Regions from separate parts of the Homo sapiens genome. Here region 1 is linked to region 2. Evidence: read pairs that join two places in POLR2A ChIA-PET (ENCODE). Cell type or tissue: GM12878. All regions are shown on one strand. Links, peaks and the distances in the headings refer to the core of each region. The heading gives the core; the rest is flanking DNA. Region 1 has its middle 57 kb from the start of TNRC6B. Region 2 overlaps SGSM3 (small G protein signaling modulator 3).

Evidence for each region. ChIA-PET counts read pairs that join two places held together with the same protein. Peaks named below come from ENCODE experiments on the same cell type or tissue, not always from the same donor. Only the 100,000 strongest peaks of a DNase experiment are listed, where the experiment ranks them.
Region 1: POLR2A ChIA-PET joins it to region 2 with 7 read pairs; 2 of 35 experiments call an interaction of 5 or more read pairs at or near these places.

What each region holds. Positions count from the first base shown.
Region 1 is chr22:40,118,280-40,122,670 of GRCh38, forward strand. It overlaps a transcript of TNRC6B not described here. Among named protein-coding and RNA genes, the nearest start is that of TNRC6B, 57 kb to the right of the region's middle. In GM12878, for the core only: no CTCF peak of the experiment used is centred there; no DNase peak of the experiment used is centred there.
Region 2 is chr22:40,397,719-40,402,109 of GRCh38, forward strand. It overlaps SGSM3 (small G protein signaling modulator 3), which reads left to right. Exons shown (of 22, transcript NM_015705.6): 2 at 2,978-3,095; 3 at 3,875-3,957. The coding sequence starts at 3,089. Among named protein-coding and RNA genes, the nearest start is that of SGSM3, 29 kb to the left of the region's middle. RefSeq lists enhancers at 557-616, 1,197-1,296. In GM12878, for the core only: no CTCF peak of the experiment used is centred there; a DNase peak (open chromatin) is centred at 2,573; H3K27ac peaks cover 2,437 bases.

The sequences.
Region 1 (4,391 bases), core at 315-4,314, 280 kb before region 2:
AGCCTCAGTAGTATAGAGAAATAAGATAAAATGCTCTTAGACACCTTGCTAAGAGTTCTACACACATTGTTTAATTTAGTCTTTATAACACCTTTTCCTGCACAGCTTTATGGATGAAAATATCAGGATTAGAAAGTTAAATAACTTGCCCAAGACCACACAGCTAATAACTGACAAAGAAGAACGGTTCTACATTTTCAAAGCCACAGCTCATTCCAGCATAACACAGTATCCCAGCACCATCTGGCATGTGATAGAGGCACAGTAAATGTTTATTGAATTGATATCTATTGCATTTTAAAGAAAAAGCACTGTCATTGATTAATTCAGTCATTCTTACATAGAAATTTATTGAATACATATTAAATGCCAGGTACACAGTTTTGAGTAGACTGAATACAGAGATTAACAAGATATAGCGTCTGGTATCAAGGGGTTGACAGTCTAATCCTTATCACATAGAGGAATCTATGTGAGTAAATAAATCCAATAAAGTGTTACAGATCCCATAATAGAATTCAAACAAGATCCACTGGAGGCACTGAGGAAGGAATCATTATTTCTGCCTAGAGATGGATCAGGAAATAGTTCATAAAAGCTGAGCCTTGATTGGAAAGTAGGGTCTCCCCTTGTGGCACCAGAGGAGGGAAAGGCAGAGGGAGTGATAGCAACAAAAACATGGAAACCTGAAACAGTCTGCCATATTGGCAAAGCTGTAAGATGTTCATTACGGCTGGAACAAATGGAACAGAGACCAGGCAGACGAGGCTGGAGAGACAGGCAAGGGCTGGATCCTGGAGGGCTCTTGAAAATATTAACATATTTGGCAATTTTCCTGGAAGAACTTGCACAGGTACTGTAGGACATTACTTGTATTTAGTTCTTAACATTTGCTGAGTCCTGTCATGTGTGTAGCAAGCACTGTGCCAGGTCAAGACTATCCACCACCTACCACAGGTCACAGACTGGTGACTGCTCCAAGTTGAAGTGATGTGCAAAAACAGAAATTAAACACTTGTGTCGGTCGGACACGGTGGCTCACGCCTATAGTCCCAGCACTTTGGGAGGCCTAGGCGGGCGGATCACTTGAGGTCAGGAGTTCCAGACCAGCCTGGCCAACATGGTGAAACCCTGTCTCTACTAAAAATACAAAAATTAGCCAGGCGTGGTGGCACGTGCCTGTAGTCCCAGCTACTTGGGAGGCTGAGGCAGGAGAATCGCTTGAACCTGGGAGGCAGAGGTTGCAGTGAGCTGATATTGCACCACTGCACTCCAACCTGGGCAACAGAGCAGGACTCTGTCTCTAAATACATACATAGATAACATACATACATACATGCATACGTAAACACTTGTGTGTTGTCTCATCATCTCATGAGGGGACATGACTTGTCACTTTGGCATGACTTGTTCACCCCTCTAGTTTTCATGTAAGTGGGCTTTGCCCTGACTTTTTTGTGACTCTGTTAGCACTGATACATTAGACTTTGTCACTTCTTACATGGAACCCTTAGTTAACCGCACACTTCTGCATTGCCTACCTTACTTACCTTCTGTTTTGTCAAAAGGAAAGTAAAGTTGCCCTAGACACAACCATAAGCCATGCCTTCAAACAAGAATGTTATCAAGGTTTGTTCAAGAAACATTGAAAACTAAGGACAGCTCCAAAACAACAAAAAATGAGAGCAAGTGAAATAAAGGACAAAGATAAAAATGGGTATCAATATGACATTTAGTAAGTGGGCACATTACATGGTTTTAATCAGGAAAGATTTTTAGAAATAAAAATTGACTGGAGGCCAGGAACTGTGGCTCACACCTAAATCCCAGCATTTTGGGAGGCCTAGGCAGGTGGATTGCTTGAGCTCACAAGTTCAGGACTAGCCTGGGCAACATAGTGAAATCCCAACTCTACCATAAATACAAAAATTAGCTGGGCATGGTGATGTGTACCTGTAGTTCCAGCTACTTGGGAAGCCCAGTGAGGCTGAGGCTACATTGAGCCGTGATCATGCCACTGCACTTCAGCCTGGGTGACAGAGTGAGACCCTGTCTCAAAAAAAAAAAAAAAATACTGAATAGATATTAGAAGGGTAGAGATGTGGATTGGTGATGAGGGGAAGGGTTTTCCAGTAGGGTGTGGACTAGGATATACATAGAGAGAGATTAGCATGTTGTGTGCTGAGAATGGAAAGATTTGCCTGCGTGAATGCAGAATACAGGGTGCTTTGAGAGTAATTAGAAATGAGGTTAGTGAAAAGCTTAGGAAGTAAAAGTGTGTGATTAATGCTGTGGTAATGGAATAATTTGGAAGACAAGGCTGATATGGAAAACTGAACTTAATTCTGAGGAGGATACATGTCAGATATAAGTTGAGATCAAAGGGTATCCAATAAGTAATATTCTCTTCCCTGCTCAAGTTCTGAACCAACAGAGACTTAGCACAAAGGAGTAAGGCAGACAGGTGGAGATCAAAATTTCACGTTTATCATTCATAAAGTTGCCATAGGAGAACTGGCTTAAATCTAAGGGCAAGCAGATTTTTAATACTGAACTGCAGGACTTAACAGGTTTATTCGCCCACCACCACTAGTCTGGGATAGACCTGCCTTCTCGCCTGCCTCCTAGCCAACGAAAGGAGCAGAGCAGAACAGGTGTCCCCAAGGGAAAAGGGAGAGAAAAGGGCTGGACTATGCAAGCCTGGTTTCTTCTTCCAAACACACTCATCAGAGAAGTGACTTCACCCCTGACAGCCTGAGTCAGGGATACAAGGCCAGGAATATGAAAAATTGGATATTGTCCCATGTGGAAGGAAGCATCAGGAGCAGGGAAAAAAGTTTTCCTCCCCTAGCATTCCCTAGCTTTTGTTTCTTAGTACATTGTTCTTAACCAGTAAGTCTAGGTCAGCCAGGGTTATGCCAGTCTTCCTTCCTCCTTTCCCTCCTCCCTCCCTCCCTCCCTTCCGTCCTTCCTTCCTTCCTTGTATAGCCAGAAACCTCTTAATTTTCATTTTCCTTTTGAATCACCTATATAAACCTAGCACAAGCAATTTAAAGGAAAAACTTCACTGGTTTTGTAATGCATGTGTGCTATTTGAAATTCAGCTGCTTTGCAGCTTATATGCAGCGAGTAATTGTTCCACTTTCTGATGTCTAAAAGGCCTGTAGGAAGAAAGTCTGTTTTCCCTGAAGTCTAATCTTTCCTCAGCCATGCCTGCTTAGGAAAAGCTGTGCCGGCATAATTCAAGGTCAAGCAGCAGCCTTCTGTACACTGAAGCCACCCAAGCCCACTAATGCCCTATTCCCTTTGCTGAGGCCAGCACAGCTGGCATTTGCTTGCTAGGCCAGAGCAGCCAGTGTATGCTGAGACTGCCTGCACAGCTGATATGTAAATGAGCTTTCAATACCAGCATCACCACCACCGCCACAACCGTCTGTGGCTTGTTTCTTGATGAGGCCTGCAAAGCCCCCAACCCTTTGCTAAGGCTTATGTGCCTAGTGTACGCAGCCTTGTCTCTATAGAAACAGCCACTTACGTGAAGACAAAGTTGCCATAACTACAGTCGCTGCTAAGGTCAAAATACTGTGTGCCTATGGTTTATAAACCTCTAATTCAGCCTCAATAGTTACAAGCTAGTGTATAACTATAAAAACAACAGTAAAAAGCCTAATATAAGCTTCTACAAGAAAATACTGTGCCCCCTCATTAAAGTCCAAGGCCCAAAGTCCTGGCCTTAACAGAAGCCTCAAAAATGCCACATGTATTTTACTCCCTTGAATTTTAGTTCTTGTCTATTTATCAAAATTTTGGTGCCACGCACCAGAAGTTAGGGTCTTTGAGACCCAATAAATAGCACTCTCCTTCCCTTGACTGGGCTCTCTATATTTTGGTCTCCCAAATGTCCTCCTTTTTAAAAGCTTATATGCAGCGAGAAATTGTTACACTTTTCATTTTTCCCTCCTTTTTAAAAGGAGGGCATTTGGGAGACCAAAATACTGTTTCTCTGACTAATAAAGCGGTATTGGACCGCCCATTCCCGCTGCCACTGCTATTATGTGTGCCACTGGGCAGAGGGGCCGGGCTTAAAAAAAAAAGCTGTATTGGAGAATGTGACACATCTACAGGCCAGTGAACTTAACACTGAACTTCATAATAACACAGACTGACCTACTCACGGGTAGTTGTGAGGGTCCTGTGTTTATGGGTGGAGGAGAAGAGGAGAATGCAGGCTTCCTGGGGCAGCTGGTTTCCAGAAGGAAGGAAAAGACAGGGCTGAGCTCCACCTACGTTGTTTCTCCTTCCAAACTCACCATTAAAGTAAGATCCTGTTACCTTCTCTGGAGTGGATTGTGTGCAGGTGGAGAGGAGCCAAAGGTGGAAACTCAGGAGCC
Region 2 (4,391 bases), core at 133-4,132:
TTCAGCATGCCCAGTGTGCTCCCAACTTGGGGCTGCTTCTCCCTGGATCTCCTTTCCCTCAGGTAGCCATGAGCCCTCAGTTCCTTTTGGTCTTTGCTCAGGTGTCCCTAACCCATATTCTAAAGAGCTTCTCCTGAACACTTGATATAAATCCCCTCTCTTCTGATAGTCTCCACACCTTGACCTTTATTTTTCCTCACAGCATTGTAGTTATCACAATCTATTTCTGTGTTTATCATCCAATTCTGTCTTTTTTTTTTTTTTTTTTTTTTGAGATGGAGTCTCTGTCACCAGGCTGGAATGCAGTGGCGCCATCTCAACTCACTGCAACCTCTGCCTCCTGGGTTCAAGTGATTCTCCTGCCTCGGCCTCCCGAGTAGCTGGGACTACAGGCACACGCCACCACGCCCAGCTAATTTTTGTATTTTTAGTAGGACAGGGTTTCACCATGTTGGCCAGGATGGTCTCAATCTCCCGACCTCAGGTGATCCACCCACCTCGGCCTCCCAAAGTGCTGGGATTACAGGCGTGAGCCACCGGGCCCAGCCTGTCATCTGATTCTCTAATGTAAGGGTCAGGACTTTTTCCCCCACTGTTGTGTCCCAGCTCTTAGAAGCTGCCTGGCTCTTAGGGGTGCTCAGTCCCCATTTGCTGATGAATGAATGAGTGGGAGGACAGCCAAGATCAGGAAAGGGGAGGGACTCCTGAGTGGGCCTTCCCAGCCCCTTCAGGCCTCCACAGCCAGATGTAGCTGATTTCTCTGCTACAAGCAGCCTGCAGGTGCTCTGTCACACTTTTACTCTGCCCTTTCAGAACCACCAACCAAACCCCTGCCTCTGGGGCCGATGGTGATGAGGAGTCTTTCTCATGCTCTCAACTGGGACATGTTATGTGGAACCATACACAGTTGTCATTTTTCTAGGCTGTAATGGATGAATATCGGCAATTTAATATGGTTCAACATAGTTTTTAGTATACCTCAATGAGGAGGGTCCATATATTAACAATAACTTTCTAAAAATTTTTAGGACTACTAATTGCCTGATACTTATTGAGTACTTATATGTGTCAGGCAGTGTGCTAAAGGCCTTATTTGCATCAGCTCACGTAATCCTCATAACCACAGTAAGGCATAGGTATTATTATTCCATTCTATCGAAAAGAAAACTGATACAGACGTGAAGTAAACTTGCCCACGGTTATAACAAGTGGGCACAGGCCCACTCTGCTACACGAGTAGCAGAGCTAGGATTGGACTGGAGATGTCTTTACTTTTTTTTTTTGAGACAGAGTCTCACTCTGTCACCCAGGCTGGAGGGCAGTGGTGCGATCTTGGCTCACTGCAACCTCTGCCTCCCGGGTTCAAGCAATTCTTGTGCCTCAGCCTCTCAAGTAGCTGCGATTACAGGGATGCATCACCATGCCTGGCTAATTTTTTTGTATTTTTAGTAGAGACAGGGTTTCACCATGGTGGCCAAGCTGGTCTCAAACTCCTGGCCTCAAGTGATCCGCCCACCTCAGCCTCCCAAAGTGCTGGGATTACAGGCGTGAGCCACCGCGCCCAGCCAAGATGTCTTTACTTTTAATCATGGTGCAGAGGATGAGCGCTGAGCCCACTCCCTCCCAAAGCTGACACGTGGTTGTTCTGCCACAGCCATTTGCCATCTCAGGCTCCAAGCCAGCAGGAGGCGTAATAGAGCACTGGGTTCCATTCCCAGGGCCATCTAGCTGGTGGCCATGTGTCCGTCATTTCACAGGGTGGGGTTACATGGTGTGGCAGGGCAAAGTTTTGGGAGTCCATTTGGAAACTATCAGTCTCTCCTAGGCTTATTTTCTGTTGTGTAAGGAATGAATGTGTTGTAAGGATTGAATGATGACATGACATGCTTTTTAAAATTTCTAGCTCAGTCTCTTTAATGTAAAAATATGTAATCATCCAGCTCATAGTTCTGAGGGAAACCCTATATCACATATATTTTACACTGAAGGAAGACATTAAAATTCCATTCTCTTCACACAGAACCAACCAACCAGGATGGCTGGCCTGTTGGGGAAGCAGGTTCTGCCATCTGGTTCTCAGCAGGCATGTCTGGAAGCAGGAGGGAGCGTCTCTCCCATTTGGGTACCAAAGCCTCTGTAACAGTCAGGAATGTTCTGCTGTGGCCTTTATCCTAAACTTGGCTTGGCCAGTGTGTGTCTGGGGCAGGAGCAGAGGCCGGGACACAGCTGAGCTGCCCACAGGAGCTATTTTTGCCCCCACACTTGTATGTCTTTAAAGAGAACTGGGATTTTCTCACAGCTCCTTTGAAGTGGTGGTTTGATTTTCCTCTTTTTTGCTTCTCACTTACCTAATTCTTCCCGATTTATCTAGAATTCCCAACACCAGAATTCCATGGCAGATAGCATGGAGAATAGGTTCTGTTATGGACCAGGATAACAACTGTCATTTCTGAATTCTCATTGTGTGAAAAATGGCAAAAGTAAATTTTTCTTCAGTGCCAGGTTTAGGTAAATATGATTTCAAAAACCGGAATGTAACTTGTCTTGAAATCTTTCAACCACATCTCCTCGTTGTCACCTACTTCCTTTCGTAGAGTGAGAGCCTTTAATTCTGTGGTTAGAAGTAAAAGGAAGTAAAGGCTTGGCCGGGCGCGGTGGCTCATGCTTGTAATCCCAGCACTTTGGGAGGCCGAGGCCGGCGGGATCACGAGGTCAGGAGTTCGAGACCAGCCTGGCCAATATGGTGAAACCCCGTCTCTACTAAAAAGACAAAAATCAGCCGGGTGTGGTGGTGCAACCCTGTAGTCCCAGCTACTCGGGAGGCCGAGGCAGAAGAATCTCTTGAACCCAGGAGGCAGAGGTTGCAGTGAGCTGAGATTGCACCACTGCACTCCAGCCTGAGGTGACCAAGCGAGACTCTGTCTAAAAAAAAATAAAAATAAAAATAGAATGACTTTCCTCTTTTCTCTTCTAACAGGGCAGATGATTCTGGACCAGATGAAGCCTGAGGAGCCTTCCAGCTCTAAGATAGCAGGATAGGAGACTTCTAAGATTGGAGCTGCAGAAGACTTGCCAGCCCACCAGCACAATGTCAGGTAGAGGCAGGGGCTGGACTTGGAAACGGGGTTTGAAGCTCTCACAGAGGAGCCAGAGGGATGGAAGGTGGCTTGTTTTCCATAAAACACCATCCAGATAAGAGAGGTGGAGATGGTAGGGAAGGCTTCTGGCTGGCTGAGAAAGTTATTAAAACTTCCTTCTCAGCTCTGCTCTCTAGCTCTCCTCCTCCAGCTCTCCAACCCGCAGATCTGCAGTCCTCAGGTGGAGAAAGAGGCCGGAAGATGAAGTTTGGTCATGTTTTGTAATGTGCTGCTGTTTCTTTCCCCTCTTCTCCAGAAATTTGCTGATTTCTAGGAGGTTTCTTTCACTCTGCTCCTTCCCTACCCAGCACGCTTGAGATGGGCCAGTCCCTTTAATGCTGGTGCTCTTAGAGGGAGAGGGTATTTCCTGATTTGAATTTTGCCTCTGCATTTTCTATTTTTTTTTTATTTTTTTGAGGCAGAGTTTCGCTCTTGTTGCCCAGGCTGGAGCGCAATGGCACGATCCTTGCTCACTGCAACCTCCGCTTCTTGGGTTCAAGCTATTCTCCTGCCTCCCGAGTAGCTGGGATTACAGGCATGTGCCACCACGCCCAGCTAATTTTGTATTTTTAGTAGAGATGGGTTTCTCCATGTTGGCCAGGCTGGTCTCAAACTCCTGACCTCAGGTGATCTGCCCACCTCGGCCTCCCAAAGTACTGAGATTACAGGCGTGAGCCACTGCGCCTGGCCTGCCTCTGCATTTTCTTGATTGTTCTCCTGGTCCTCTTTGGTTTTAGGAAGCCATACACCTGCCTGTGGCCCTTTCTCAGCCCTGACTCCGAGCATATGGCCCCAGGAGATCTTGGCCAAGTACACGCAGGTATAGCAGTTAGCCAGGCACCAGCCTGCTGTGCTCCCACGCTGTGGTATGAAGGGGACCCAGCTCTGCAGGCTGCCCAGGAAGAGGTGGCCAACTCACACAGGGTTATGAGTTCCCCACCAGAGATGGTATCTTAGCCCCATGTTTCCTGTGTGAATCAACCACTGTGGCACTATGCTCTCAGTATTATAGGGACACAACTGCATAAAACATGTTTCTTGCCTTGATTTTATTATCTTTGACCTCTGAGAAGAACAAGGAAAATAGAAGGTTGAGAAATTGCTAGAAGAAGGTTCAGAGAAGGTTGCGTGGTAACCAGAGGCGGCTTTTGGAAGAGTAGCCTTTGATCTGAGCCCGAAGGCTGGGTGGGATTTTAGCAGGCAACCCTGTGGGTGGCATCTTTCAGACCTGAGGCCCCCAACTAGGGGACAGGC